Linked DNA regions of Homo sapiens: region 2 is linked to region 1. Evidence: read pairs that join two places in POLR2A ChIA-PET (ENCODE). Cell type or tissue: IMR-90. All regions are shown on one strand.

Region 1 (2,500 bases):
CTTATATAAAATGATGTGGGCCAGGCACAGTGGCTCATGCCTATAATTCCAGCCTTTGGGAGGCCAAAGCAGAAGGATTGCTTGAGCCCAGGAGTTTGAGACCAGGCTGGGCAACATAGTGAGATCTTATCACTACAAAAAAATAAAAATTAAAAAAGACTGCAAAAAATAATAATAATAGCTACTTGAGGGGCTGAAGCGATAGCTTCAGTCCAGGAGGTCAAGGCTTCAGTGAGCCATGATCACACCACTGCACTCCAGCCTGGGTAACAGAGCAAGACCTTGTCTAAAAAAAATACTAATACAAATAGCTGGGCGTGGTGGCTAACACCTGTAATCCCAGCACTTTGGGAGGCCAATGAGGGTGGATCACTTGGAGTCAGGAATTTGAGACCAGCCTGGCCAACATGGTGAAACCCCGTCTCTACTAAAAGTACGAAAATTAGCCTGGCACAGTGGCTCACGCCTGTAATCCCAGCACTTTGGGAGGCCAAAGCGGGTGGATCACCTGAGGTCAGGAGTTCGAGACCAGCTTGGCCAACATGGTGAAACCCCGTTATCTACTAAAAATATAAAAATAAGCTGGGTGTGGTGGCGGGCACCTGTAATCCCAGCTACTGGGGAGGCCAAGGCAGGAAAATTGCTTGAACCCTGGAGGTGGAGGTTGCAGTGAGCTGAGATCATGCCACTGCACTCCAGCCTGGGTGATGGAGCGAGACTCTATCTATAAAGGAAAACAACAACAACAACACACACACACAAAACTAATAAAAATAAAAAATAAAATGTTATAGTATTTGCACATATAACCTATGTACATCCTCCCACATACTTTAAATCATCTCTAGATTACTTATAATTCCTAATACAATGTAAATGTTATGTAAATTGTTATACTGTATTGTTTAGGGAATCATGACAATAAAAAGTCTGTACATGCTCAGTACAGACAAAACCATTTTTCTCCCAAATATTTCTGATTCATGCTTGCTTGAATCCACAGATGCAGAGCCTATGGATATAAAGGGCCAACTTTAAGTTATCCCATGGTTTCTGGGGATAAGTCTGTTTTTAGTCTTATTGAAGATCCATTGCACATAATAAGCTGCTTCTCTCTTGCTGTTTTCAAGATTCTCTCTTTATCTTTGTGGGTTTTTTTTTTTTTTGAAGACTGTATTCTTTGTATTCACTGAAGGCTTCATTTTGTTATTTTAGTAGTCAGCCAGTGACCTAACATAGAATTCCTTAAATGCCTGCGACTAAAAAAAAAGTTTTGTTTTGTTTTTTAAAAAGGAAGAAGAAAGAAACAAATAAAAAAAGAAACAAAAAGAATAAAGAAGAATACGAAAAAGAAAACAAAGGAAGGAAGGAAGGAAAAAAGAAAAAGAAAGAATTTTCTAGGTCTTTGCAGATTGGCTCTGTGTGGAGTCACTCCTAAGCTTAGCCAGGCAATTTACAGCTCTGTTTTAGCCTTCACTTCCTGCTTGTGCTGAGCCCAAAGACCAGACAGAGATGAAAGCTTATTGTCTTATTGGGCCTTTTCTGCACATGAGTCCTACCCTGGGTGTGCTTTCTGCTCTCTCTAGTACACATGGGAACTTTTTGAAGCCCTTATTCTCCCAAAAATATCACTTCCAAACTTTTCCCAGTCTTTCAGGGTATCAGTTGTTTGCCTCAACTGTTATTTTTGCTTCAGGCAGCAGTTCCTTGTTCTTTTGTTCTTTAGCAGTTTTCAGGGAACATCCTCTGTGTAGCTGCTCTGCCTTGAGAGAGTTCTGAGATTCGTGAAGCAAAGAGAATTCCCTTTCATCAGTTCTTCAAGGGAAATTCCAGACAGTCAAAAAAGATAAACACAATTCATTGGGATCAAGATCTTCTCTGCTCCCTCCCTAACCAGGAACCCCCACCAGAAATTTGGGCTGCTGTCTTCAAGATTAGCCCTGTGCTGGGGAGGGGTTGGAGCTAGGGTAAGTTAAAACACCACAGAGATCTCTTACCATATTTAAGTTGCCTTTCTCCTGGTTAAGCATTGGTTGCTGTAAACCTCTATCTTTCAGAGTTAAAATAAGGTTGTTTCTGGCTGTTTTTGCTAGGTGTTTCTGGGGATGAACGGACTCTTGGAGTTCCCTACTCTGCCATTTTCACTGATGTCATCTTCTTTTGCCCATTTTAAAATTGGGTTGTCTTTTTATTATTGAGTTGTAAGAGCTCTTTATATATTCTGGGTACAAGTCACTTGTCAGGTACACAATTTAAATTTTTTACCATGAGAATCTATTACTTCTTTTAAAAAAAAATTTTTTTTTTTTGAGACACACTCTCACTTTGTTGCCCAGGCTGGAAGGCAGTGGTGTGATCTTGGCTCACTGAAACCTCCACTCTCTGGGTTCAAGCAATTCTCCTGCCTCAGCCTCCCTAGTAGCTGGGATTACAGGCGTGTGCTACTACACCTGACTAATTTTTGTATTTTTAATAGAGATGGGGTTTCACCATATCAGCC
Region 2 (2,500 bases), 76 kb before region 1:
TCTTTGCTGGCAATCTCAGCTCGTACCTAACAGGAAAGCAAGCAGGGTTAGGACACTCATTTTATATATTTATTGAACATCCACTACACCACACTGTACCAGGAACTAAGAATATAATATTAAACATGACAGATATTGTTCTTACTCTAATGGAGCTTATAGCAGATGAGACAGACAAATTAAACAATTTCAACAAAGTACAATAACTGCTGTGGTAAATGAAACAGAAGGGCTATGCAAAGGTACAGGAAGCAGGAGGTGAAGGGAAGTGCTTAACCACACCTGGGTGATCAGGGAAGGTTTCTCCAAGGAAATAAAATTTGGCCTGATACTTGAAGGATGAGTAGCAATCAGCTTTTCAGAGGGGCCATCTTTAGCCCTTCTTCTACTCAGTCTGAACTCTCAGGAATCTCCCTCCTCATCTTGCCAGACCCATACAAGAGCATTCAGCACGACAGTATTACTCCCCACCTGACCACCAGGACTCACCTTTTGAAGCAGAGCAAAATCCAAGCCTTTCACCAAATGGGTGTGTTCCATGTCACCACCCAAGAATTTGGACTCCTGGATCAACTGTCTTCTCTTCTCTGCAGCTGATTTGTCCCTGTATAATGAAAGAGGCCACATAAGAACAGTACTGTCCAGGCGTGGTGGATCACGCCTGTAATCCCAGTACTCTGGGAGGTCAAGGCGGACAGATCACAAGGTCAGGAGTTTGAGACCAGCCTGGTGGATATGGTGAAACCCCATCTCTACTAAAAATACAAAAATTAGCTGGGCATGGTGGTGGGCGCCTGTAGTCCCAGCTACTCGGGAGGCTGAGGCAAGAGAATCGCCTGAACATGGGAGGCGGAGGCTGCAGTGAGCTGAGATCGCGCTACTGCACTCCAGCCTGGGCAACAAGAGCAAGACTCTGTCTCCAAAAAAAAAAAAAGGGGGTGGGGGAAAGGGGGTTGGGGGGCCAGGTGCGGTGGCTCACGCCTGTAATCCCAGCACTTCAGCAGGCCGAGGCGGGTGGATCATGAGGTCAGATCGAGACCAGCCTGGCTAACACGGTGAAACCCTGTCTCTACTAAAAATACAAAAAATTAGCCGGGCGTGGTGGCGGGCGCCTGTAGTCCCAGCTACTCGGGAGGCTGAGGCAGGAGAATGGCATGAACCTGGGAGGCGGAGCTTGCCATGAGCCAAGATCGTGCCACTGCAGTCCAGCCTGGGTGACAGAGCGAGACTCCATCTCAAAAAAAAAAAAAAAAAAGAACAGCCCTTTGTGGGTGGCAAATGCCTCTGAAATCGCTTATTGTAGGCTCCAGGGCAGGAAAGTAAGAGGAAGAGTTCACATTGTATTTGCATGACTCTCGGATGCTGAGGGAACCATGCCCTGTTCCCTCAGTACTCACGCCTCAGCAGTGGGGCCAACAGCCCTATAGTTAGCTGTGGTGCTGATAAGCTCGGTTTCTTCATAATCTTTGTTCACTCCATCTCTCCGTTCCTTGGCACGATCCCGGTACTTCTCTGCTAGCTCTCTCTCTCTCTCAATTTCTTGTTGGCGTAGCTTGGCATAATAACTGTGACCAGAGAAAGGCAAATGTATAAGGCTCATCAGCTGCTACCTCAAGGTCAACAGAACTGTTCCTGCTTGCTTCCCTACATCTCCAACCTACTCTCTATGGGGAAAAGCTCATGTCTGTCCTGATAGAACTGCTGGCCACCTCTTCGTAGTTACTCAAAATCAGAACTACAACTTCTTCCAGCTTATAGATATACTTTTCCAGTGCCAACTTGGGACACTCCATCTGTCACTTCAGAACTTTTTAATACCACCCAACTCTACCAATTCTCTATAGATATAAGACTTTTCCACACAAAAATCAGAAAATCTTCTGAATTTTTACCACCTTCTAAATTTCAGCTGAAAAGAACGTATTATTTGCTGGTCCACTCTCAGAATAAAGGAAAAGCCAAGTACCAGGTCCTGAAACTTTCGTATCATATAAATAACGATGATGATATAATAATGATGATGGCCGTCAAGATTTATTGGGTGGTTACCATATGCCAGGCATTGGTGCTAAATGCCTACATGTACTTTCACAGCTGATCCTCATGACATCCTGATAAAAGTTATTATTGCTACTGTATCTCCATTCTATCTGTGGATTAGAGAGGCTAAGCAAATGTCTAGGTTATCCACCAAGAAACTAGCGAAGATGAGATTAAAATATAGATAGGCCTATTCCAAAGCCCTCTACTGCCACTCTAAGTATCACTCTGTTTCATTAAGAAAGTAGAGAGCCTCAAGACAAAATCTTAGTTTCTAGCTTCATAATTAGCCCCTACTTCTTTCCCCTAAACACTATCCACCTTAAAATCTAAAACCCTTCACCCTTCCTTCACCTTTTCTTTTTCCTCCTTCGTGCAGCTGGGTCTTCATCCTCATTGTACTCCCTTGGCATCCTAGAAGAGACGAGAAATTCACTGATAGCAAAATATTGCCACAGCC

Evidence for each region. ChIA-PET counts read pairs that join two places held together with the same protein. Peaks named below come from ENCODE experiments on the same cell type or tissue, not always from the same donor. Only the 100,000 strongest peaks of a DNase experiment are listed, where the experiment ranks them.
Region 2: POLR2A ChIA-PET joins it to region 1 with 19 read pairs; 27 of 35 experiments call an interaction of 5 or more read pairs at or near these places.

Annotation. Positions count from the first base shown.
Region 1 is chr5:140,575,856-140,578,355 of GRCh38, reverse strand. All of the region lies in intron 8 of LOC112267855, which reads left to right. Among named protein-coding and RNA genes, the nearest start is that of SLC35A4, 12 kb to the right of the region's middle. In IMR-90, no CTCF peak of the experiment used is centred here; no DNase peak of the experiment used is centred here; H3K27ac peaks cover 313 bases.
Region 2 is chr5:140,652,042-140,654,541 of GRCh38, reverse strand. It overlaps IK (IK cytokine), which reads right to left. Exons shown (of 20, transcript NM_006083.4): 4 at 2,395-2,454; 5 at 1,398-1,565; 6 at 490-604; 7 at 1-26. Among named protein-coding and RNA genes, the nearest start is that of MIR3655, 5.4 kb to the right of the region's middle. In IMR-90, no CTCF peak of the experiment used is centred here; no DNase peak of the experiment used is centred here.